Linked DNA regions of Homo sapiens: region 1 is linked to region 2. Evidence: read pairs that join two places in POLR2A ChIA-PET (ENCODE). Cell type or tissue: A673. All regions are shown on one strand.

What was found. Peaks named below come from ENCODE experiments on the same cell type or tissue, not always from the same donor. Only the 100,000 strongest peaks of a DNase experiment are listed, where the experiment ranks them.
Region 1: POLR2A ChIA-PET joins it to region 2 with 16 read pairs; 2 of 35 experiments call an interaction of 5 or more read pairs at or near these places.

What each region holds. Positions count from the first base shown.
Region 1 is chr20:2,311,781-2,316,780 of GRCh38, forward strand. TGM3 (transglutaminase 3) reads left to right here. Exons shown (of 13, transcript NM_003245.4): 5 at 1,118-1,246. Among named protein-coding and RNA genes, the nearest start is that of TGM3, 18 kb to the left of the region's middle. In A673, no CTCF peak of the experiment used is centred here; DNase peaks (open chromatin) are centred at 2,931 and 3,411.
Region 2 is chr20:1,784,603-1,789,602 of GRCh38, forward strand. No RefSeq gene overlaps it. Among named protein-coding and RNA genes, the nearest start is that of SIRPA, 110 kb to the right of the region's middle. In A673, no CTCF peak of the experiment used is centred here; no DNase peak of the experiment used is centred here.

The DNA.
Region 1 (5,000 bases), 530 kb after region 2:
AAGGATAGGACATAGAGTGCACCTAGGAGTGGAAGAGAGGCTATTTTTTTTTATGGCATGGTTAGGGAGGGCCTCACTTAGAAAGGAGCCTTTGATCAGGAACCTGAAGGAGATGAGGGCACCAGACAGAGATCTTGGGAAAGAGCATCAGGCAGAAGGAAAAGCAAATGCAAAGACCTAAGGCAAGAGGAGCTCGGCCTTCTCAGTTTGAGAAGCAATGACTTCAATTAAGTCTTATTTTGTGAAAATCACTTCAAATACATATACTTTAGCAAGAGATTTTATTTTTATAACTAGTTCTCCAGGAGTCTCAATAACGTGCTCAAGATTGCAGGCAGGCCAGGTGCAGTGGCTCACGCCTGTAATCCCAGCACTTTGGGAGGCTGAGGCGGGTGGATCACCTGAGGTCAGGAATTCGAGACCAGCCTGGCCTATATGGCAAAACCCTGTCTCTACTAAAAATACAAAAATTGGCCAGGTGTGGTGGCACGGGCCTGTAATCCCAGCTACTTGGGAGGCTGAGGCGGGAGAATTACTTCCCAGGAGGTGGAGGTCACGATGAGCCGAGATCATACCACTGCACTCCAGCCTGGGTGACAGAGCAAGACTCCGTCTCAAAAAAAAAAAAAAAAAAAAAAAAAGGATGGGAGGCAGAGCTAGAAGGAAACTCTGAGATGAGTTTGGCCTAATTATACAGATGGAGAAATCGAGGCCAGACAGGCTAAACAGCTTGCTCTTGAGGTTTGTGGCAGCCGGGGCGTCGGCTAGACCAAGCCACCTCCCATGCATTCACTTTAAGAGAGTTTGCACAAGGTCTTATGCTTTTTTATTTTTAATAATTTTTTATTTATTATCCTTTTCTGTCTCTTTTTTGTTGTTGTTGTTTCAAAAGCTGCCTTTGAGGAAATACACAGGGTCTTGTGTGTAGTGAGTGCTCTGGATGAGTTTGCGGGGTTGAGGGCTGGGCATGGTGGCTGTCCTCAGTAGCTCTCAGTTCCAGAGGCCACAGAGTCAAAGGATCTGATAGTTCCTGTGGTTCTTGCCAGTGCAGTTCCCTTCTTGAGCCAACTCTCCTTGTCATTTCTTTAATTGTAATGTATGGTCTCGTTCTGAACAGTTTGAAGAAGACATTCTCAGCATCTGCCTCTCAATCTTGGATAGGAGTCTGAATTTCCGCCGTGACGCTGCTACTGATGTGGCCAGCAGAAATGACCCCAAATACGTTGGCCGGGTGCTGAGTGCCATGGTGAGTAACAGGAAAACGATCACAGCTAGTTGTCATCATATATTGAACACCACCTATGAGCTAGGCACGCACACTCTTTACATATGTCATCTCATTAAAGCCTCACCAATTACAGCTGGTGGTTAGAACCATCCACATTTTACTAACTTGGAGCACAAGGCCCCTCTAAGTTACAGGGCTTGCCTGAGGCACACAGTGAGTATGTGGCAGAAGCAGAGCCAGACCCAGGTCCAGCCAGCTTCAAAGCCCTTTCCACCACATCATGAAGCCTTTCTCAGAGGAAAAGGGAGCTTGCTCTTTGAGTGCCTGCCAAGGATGGGAGAATGCAAAGCTAGGGCTCTGCTCCATCATTGGGCCTCCTGGGAAAGGAAGCGAGACCCTGATTGAGCTGGAGGTGGTGACCTCCTTTGCCTAACTCATCTCTTCCACAGCCCAGAGCACAGCCCAGAGTGTCAGATGGTAGGCTGCCTCATTCATGGTCTAGATGGGGAAACAAGCTTGGAGAGCTGAAGTGGCTTGCTCAAGGCACACGGCATGCAAGTCAGACCAGAACAAGGCCTCCATGGAAAAGGCCTGTGCCCCTACAACACACACAAACACACACACACTCACACAATCACACACACTCTCTCTCTCTCTCAGACACACACACACACGAGCTAGATCCCCTAGAAGGCATCTATGGCTCTGCACTCATTGTGTAGAGAATATCTCCAACCAGTCTGGGCGTGGTGGCTCACGCCTCTCATCCCAGTGCTTTGGGAGATGGAGGTGGGAAGATGGCTTGAGCCCAGGAGTTTGCCACCAGCCTGGGTAACGTAGTGAGACCTCGTCTCTACAGAAATTAAAAAAAAACTAGCCAGGCATAGGCAGACACGGTGGCTCACACCTGTAATCCCAGCACTTTGGTGGGGAGATGACTTGAGCCCAGGAGTTCAAGACTAGCCTGGACAACATGGCAAAACCCTGTCTCTACAACAACAACAAAAAAAAATTAGCAGGGCATGGTAGCATGTGACAGTAGTCCCAGCTACTTGGGAGACTGAGGTGGAAGGATCACTTGAGCCAAGGAGGTGGAGATTGTGGTGAGCCAAGATCATGCCACTGCGCTCCAGCCTGGGTGACAGAGTAAGACCCTATCTCAAACAAACAAACAAAAATTAGCCAAGCATGGTGGTACATACCTGTATTCCCAGCTACTCAGGAGGCTGAGGCAGGGGGATTACTTGAACCCAGGAGCTTGAGGTTACAGTCAGCTATGATGGCACCACTGCACTCAGGCCTGGGTTATAGAGCAAGACCCTGTTTCCAAAAATATTCATCCAGAATATCTAAACCTAGATCAACCTGCTCAAAAGTTGTAAGTTAAGATGCAAAAAGTCGTGATCAGGCACAGTGGTTCACACCTGTAATCCCAGGACTTTGGGAGGCTAAGGCAGAGAATCACTTGAGCCCAGGAGTGTGAGACCAGCCTGGACAACATAGTGAGACCTCATCTACACATACACACACACACACACACACACACACACACACACACACACAGGAGCCAGGCATCGTGACACATGCCTGTAGTCCCAGCTACTTGGGAGGCTGAGCTGGGGGAATTGCATGAGTCCGTTAGTTGCAGGCTGCAGTGATCTGTGATTGCGCCACTGCACTTCAGCCTGGGTGACACAGCAAAAGCCTATCTCCAAAAAAAAAGGCGAAAAGTCAAAGTGAATTCTTTACTTTAATCCTCTTAAACTAAGTAATTACCCAGAAATCCTGTAACCTTTATTTATTTATTTCTATGTTTCATGGTTTAGGCATTTCTTGATCTCTTGACTTTTGAGTTGGATATGTCCATGCTAATGAGCTAGTTACTTGGTTAAAAATGTGAACAACTTCTCAGCTGCATGATAAATATCCGGGGTGCATCTGAGAGGGCTTTTGGAAAGAGCTGAGTCTTAGACTGAGCCTGGCAAGAAAGGAGTAAGGTGGGCCCAGGGAACTTAGTAGCCGAGGGAGAGTATGGAGAGGAAGTGAGCCTGGAACAGAATCTTGAAACCAAATGGCCTGGAAGAGGTGGGATTAAAGCCCTGGTGACTTAGAAGGCTGAGTCTCTTTGGCCTAGGAGAGAGTGGGTGAGGCCAGCGGCTCCTGCAGCTGCTGACTCACTCGCACCCCAGGGCCAAACCACTTTATCGTGGAGCCAATTTCCTCAGCTGCACCTCCCAGATGCTCTATTCAGACCTCCCAGCTGGGCTGGGCCATGAACTAATTATGGCCTGTGCGGAGCTTTGAAGTGCTCAGCTTTCAGCCAGAGATGACCGTGCTGATAGCCACTTTGGAGGCTGGAGCACCAGTGACTCAGGAGATGGGGAAGGGCTGCGCAACCTTCCATCTCTAAGGAGGCCCTGTCTTGCCTGACTCTGCCATGACAGCCCAGGACCTCCTGGAAGGGGTGCAGAACTCACTACTGCACTGAGGGCCTGGCAAGGCTGGGCATGGCCTGTCCTGGGCAAGGATCCCTCTGTGTCCAGACTGTCCATTCTCATAGGCCTTGCCACTTACAGGCACTCCAAGGAGAAGGGGTAGGACACACAGGCTGGAGGAGCCTTCAGAGATCCTGGTCCAGCCTCTCATTGCACAGTTCAGATAAACGACAGCCAAAGTTTCATAAACCCTGACCCTTGACTACAAAAGACACCTCAGAGCACCTTTGTCCTAACTTTCCCTTGAAAATTCCCTTCCCTATTGGAAGGTGAAGAACTAAGGCCTAGAGAGGTGAACAGACCTTTGTGCAATCATCAAGTTGGCAAGTGGCAAGGTGGGGCTTGTAACCTCAGTGTCTCCTTCTCTCTTTTAACTTTTATTATGGAAAAGTTCAGACCTACATAAAAGTAGAGAGAAAAGCATAATGAACTCCTGTGTCTGCATCACAAGCTTCAGCAATTACCTCTTCAAGGCTGGTGTCATTTCATCTGCGACCCTCTCTTTCACAGATGATTTGATAAATCTTAGACATTACACATTTGTCATAATTTCACCTGTAAATATTTCCAAGTGTGTCCCTAAAAGACAATGGAACTCAGGTCTCGATTTCTAGTCCAGTGATCTTTCCAGGCTGCCTCTTGGTTGTGTCACTTAGATTAGAACCTTAAATTGAATAAATGAATGAGTAAACTAACAAATGAACAAATAGCTGAATGAATGAAAGAAAAGAAATACTCTATCTTTATTCTTTCCAAGAAGAAGTTAGTTGCTAAAGTTCTAAAGTGATCTTTTTGGCCGGGTGTGGTGGCTCACACCTGTAATCCCAGCACTTTGGGAGCTGATGTGGGCAGATCACTTGAGGTCAGCCTAAGCAACATGGTGAAACCCCGTCTCTATTAAAAATACAAAAGCTAGCCGGGCATGGTGGCACGCATTAACACCAGTTACTCAGGAGGCTGAGCCAGGAGAATTGCTTGAATCCAGGAGGCGAAGCTTGCAGTGAGCCAAGATCACGCCACTGCACTCCAGCCAGGGCGACAGAGAGAGACTCTGTATCAGAAAATAATAATAATAATAAATAATAATAAATAAATAAAATAAAAATAAATAAAATAAATAAAGTGATCTTTTCGTAAGACCATACACCAAAAAAGAGTTTCAAACCATGGACTCCCAGGCAGACTGTGACAGCAGTGATAGCCTGTGGATTCTTACCTGCCAGAAGTCCTCTGCAAGCTGGAGTTGTGCCCTGCCTTGCCACAGCACAAGCTGTGCT
Region 2 (5,000 bases):
CCAGCTTAATCACACCATCTACACAGAAGGAGAAGACTGGCAACACTAGGGCTAAGCTGCAGTGGGTGGGCAGCCATGGGCAGCCTGCCTTGTGGGGCTGGAAGGCTGAAGGGGAAGTGGAGAAGATGAGGTTCTCCAAGGAGTGGCCTGAGGAATGCCAAAGTACCCACAGGGCTAGCCCAGGCTGGGCCATGCGTCCACTGGGTAAGGCTTGGCTTCCTCTGAGTAGAGTCACGTCAGTCTCCTTCCTTATTCTAGCACCGGCAAGAACTGGCTGTCACGTACTCTATAAGCACAACCTTTTATAGGAGCTGGGGACCCAAGAGCCCTCATCATGAATATGGGCCCCTGTGCTGGCCTAACAGGCTGAGGGCCCAGAGAGGACAGAGAGTTGCTAGCTCTTCAGAAAAGGGACACTGGGCCAGGTGCAGTGGCTCATGCCTGTAATCCCAGCATTTTGGGAGGCCAAGGAAGGCGGATCATGAGGTCAGGAGTTCGAGACCAGCCTGACCAACATGGAGAAACCCTGTCTCTACTAAAAATACAAAAATTAGCTGTGCGCGGAGGCATGCGCCTGTAATCCTAGTTACTCAGGAGGCTGAGGCAAGAGAATCGCTTGAACCCAGGAGGCAAAGGTTGCAGTGAGCTGAGATCGCGCCAGTGCACTCCAGCCTGGGGACAGAGAGAGACTCTGTCTCAAAAAAAAAAAAAAAAAAAGGACATCAATGACCCTAAAATCCAACTCCTTGCTGCAAGGACCCATGGATCTTTTACCCTCACCCCATCTTCTTAGACTTACCCTTGACAAGCTGCACATGTCACTCTGAGCCTCCTGCGAACACAAGTCCGTGTCTCCCCAAGACGATGATCAGCCTCCTTGAGGACAGGAACCCTTCCTTGTCCACTTGCTCCATGTCTGAGACCTCAGTGCCTCACACAGCCCCTAACACTGAATAGCCCCTGAACATGCATGTGTTAAATAAATGTGTTTCGTTATTGATTTACTTATTCCTGCAATTCTTTATAGAGTGTCAATTATGTGGCAGGCATCATTTGGGGCACTGAGCAAGTGAGCAGTGAGCAAGATAGTAAAAATAAAGGAATACCTAGGCAGTATAATTCCAGGGAGGTTAACTGGTATGAAGAAAAAGAAGTCAGGGGATAGACAGTAGCTGCGTATATTTTGGACCGTGTGCACAGGAAGCCTTCTCTGGGGAGGGGCCTATGAGCTGAGACCTGAATGAAGGAAGTGGAAGTCATAGGGAGTTCTAGGAGAAGAATGTTCCAGAGAGAGGAATACACTTGCAGGGCAGGCATGAGCTGGGCATATGTGAGCCACAGCAAGGTCACTGTGGTGGGAGCAGAGTGAGGGAACAGATGGTCATGGGAGAAACTGCAGGACTTGATCTTGGAGGCTGTGCTGATGAGGTTAGAGTGTAATCTGTGTGCAGTGCCTTGGGCAGAGAGCAGTACCGGAGCAGGATCCAGGTCACAGATTGGAAACTCACACTCTGGTGGCTGTGTGTATGTGTGTGTTGGAGGAGGGACAGGCTGGAGGTGGGTAAGGAAGGAAGCAGGGGAGAAGAGGAAGCAAGAGGCCACTGCAGTTAGGGATGGCTGGACACAGGACTCTGGAGCTGGGGGAGAGATAGGTGATGGAGATGGGGGATAGATATTTGCAAGCTGTCAACATGTGGATGGTTTCCACATGGACATTGCATAGGATGAGACCACCTCAGGAAAGAAGAGATTGGGGGAGAGGGAGAGGGGGAAGGAGAGTCCCAGGGCTGGGATTCTGATCTGGCTCTGCCACCAATTTGCAGGGTCAGCTTGGGCCATCTCTCTGGGCTTTGGGTTCTACAACTGGACATGAAGGGAACTGAGCCAGGTGATCTCTAAGGATCCTTCTTCTTTGAATATTCACAGGCTTGGTTTCATTTCCTGTACCCAGGAGTTTTAGTCTGGGCCGGGGCTCCACTCACCCCACTGCTGAGCCTGCTGGCTATCTGATCCCTGCATTGCACAGGGCCCCACTCTGAGAGGAACCCGCACTTGATTTACTGCTCTGCTGTTACTGTTTTGAAACGTTTAATTATTCTGGGACATGCTCTGCTAATTATGTGGCCAGTGCTACCATGTGCCGTTGGTCTACTGCTGTGAGGTGAGGCAGGAGCACGATTTGGCTGTTGGGAGGTCCCTCAGGTTGTTGGGTGCCAGGACTGAGGGCCCTTGCTGGACCCCTCTGAGGACTCCCCAGTCCCTGCTGTCACCAACGCCACCCTCCCAATGCCTCCCCAGACTCTGCAATCCCAGAAAGACAACCTTGGCATTCCTGAACTTCCTTTTCCTCTTTCCTTCAGAAGCTGAACAAATAGTCAAGGGCAAATACCAAAACCGTGGAATTCTGATATAGACCAGGATTTCCGAAGATATGAGCCATGGACTGACATGCAGACACAGTCCTACCCCAGATGTAGAATCCTACAGAGGTCCTAAAATCTGCAGTTAAACAAACTAAACAAAACAGCATTCTGACTGAGTTAAAACTTGAGAACTGCTGATTTAAGCTAGTGACCCAGATGAGTTCAGGAAGATGACTTGATGGGGGCATTGATGCTGCCTGGATTGGGGGCTGGGGAGAAGGAGGGAAGCCAGGGAGAGATGAACTACTCAGCCATATGCTCCTTGTCCTTCAGGTCTCAGCTCAAATGTCCGCCCCCAGGAGGCCTTCCCTTGACTCCAGCACACAGTGAGCTGAGACCCTGCTCCAAGCTCCCTCAACTCCTGACCTTAGCAGAGCACCTTCTTACCATTGGTGATTGTCACTACTGCTAGACTGCGTGCACCGTGGAGGCCAGGAATGGGGACTCTCTTGGTCTCCATGGTATCCGCAACACCTAGCACAAGGTGTAGCACACAGAAGATGCTCAACAAATACTTGTTCGATGAATGAATGAAGAGAGAGTTTGGATGTATAGGGCCAAGGGAATCTTTCAGTCCTAGGAATCTGACACTTACCTTGGAGTGAAGGCTGGTTACTGCCTCTTGCCTGAGGAGACCCTATAGAGGGCTAGCATTAGAATTCCCCTCTCCTGGCTGATCTTAGAGTGATGGAAGAGACTGGCAGGGGAAAATTTAGACTAAGGTGTTAAAGGCTAACATACCATTTCACCCTTCAATATTGGTTGTGATTTCCAAAATGCTATTTGCTAACCCCACTGAGCATCTCACTGGGAAGATCCAAGCCATTGAGGAAAGAAAACAAGCAAAAGAGATTTAAGGGTTAAAGAAACCCTCTTTTGATATTTTACATAGTCCCAACAAACTTCTCTGCTGCAGGAGATGAAGACTTCAGCCACTACAGGTGGACTGGCCCCAGTGACCCCTGTCTCCATGAGAGCAAGCAGATATAATAATGGGAGATGATGGTGAAGATCAATGCCTTAAACCCGAAGAATGGCTTTAATGGTGGACTTTTAGGCTGTCAGCACTTAGGTGGGGCACATCTGTAGGAAGAGGAGAAGAAAAGAAAACTCAATGAGATGAGGTGATTTGCTTGATAACTTACAGAGAGACCAGCAAGCTAGATAGGAACAACTAAGACCAATAAGGAAGTTATAAGAGGCTCATTTCTGCTTAAGAGAAGGAAGAACTTTCTAACAATAAATGCTGTCCAGTAACAAAACTGTTTATCTTTTGGGGGAACTTCCTTTCATCAGGGAAGTATAAGTATAGAACTCCAGTTAGAGATGCTGGACAAGGAGTCTAATTCGACTAGATAAGTGATTTTCAAACCATAGGTCACAATGCCTTCATGGGGCATGAAATCGATTTAGCGGACCTAAACTAGCAATTTTTTTTAACGGAAAAGATAGAAGAGAGAGGAAAGAAAAGAAGGAAAGGAGGAGAAGGGAAAAGTTAGAAGATAGAAGGGGAGGTGAGGCGAGGAAAGAGAAAAGAAGAGGAATTATGTGAGTTTATCCCACATAGGAAAGGCAAGAACTGTCCACTGAAACTTTCGGGGTGTGTGTGTGTGCGCGTCCGTGTTTGTGTGTGTGTGTGCGCGTGTGTGCACTCACTAGGTGGCAATATAAAGTATATTACTAAGTGTGGGTGATAGTCAAAAAGATTGAACACCTCCGGAAGTTGATCTCTAAGATCCTTCAAACTTTGCAGTTATGTGACATGAGGTCCTTAGGTTTTATGTATCAAATTATGAGAATAGGATTCTAAGATCCATTTATTTCATTTTTTATTCATTTACTCCACATTTATTTAATACCTATTTTAAGCCATACTGGGTGCTAGGGGCAAAGAGATACATCAGAATCAGTATCAGTTCCTGCCCTCAAGATATGGAGATGAACATTTACACAGATCATTATAATACAGTGTAGTATATGCTTCAGTAAGCATTTGGCTAAGATTTATGCACCTTTCACCCAGCCCCCTGTGCAAACTGATTTTCTTATCTCCATTTTACAGATGGAAAAAAAATCAAAGCTCAAATGGTCACACAAAGGGTGAATCAAGGTCCACCCAGCAGAACCAGAATTTGAACCTAAGACCACCAGGAGAGCCTGAATTTCTAACCGTTGGGCTCCACTGGGGTGTGAAGGGCAGGTGGGTGGGATATGGAGGCTCAGAGAAGGAAGGCTGGCTGCAGCAGCTGGGGGTGGGGTGGGGAAGAGGCCAGGGAAGGCTTCATAGACAAGGGATCATTGAGCTATGTCTTGAAGGAAGAGGAGTTGGATGGCTTGACAAGGGGGCAAAGGTGTCACCTTCCATACAACCAGCAGAAGCCGCTCGAAGAATAGTAAAAATTGTGGGATGTACAGCAGGCAGACCTGGTGCGAATTTTAGTTCCAGCTTTTACTACCTGTGTGACCCTGGACACGTCACCTAACCCCTCTAAACTTCCATTTCTTCATGCATTACATGGGAGTTATTATGAAATGAGAGATTACGCACCCAATGCATCCAGCATTAGCACAGTGCCT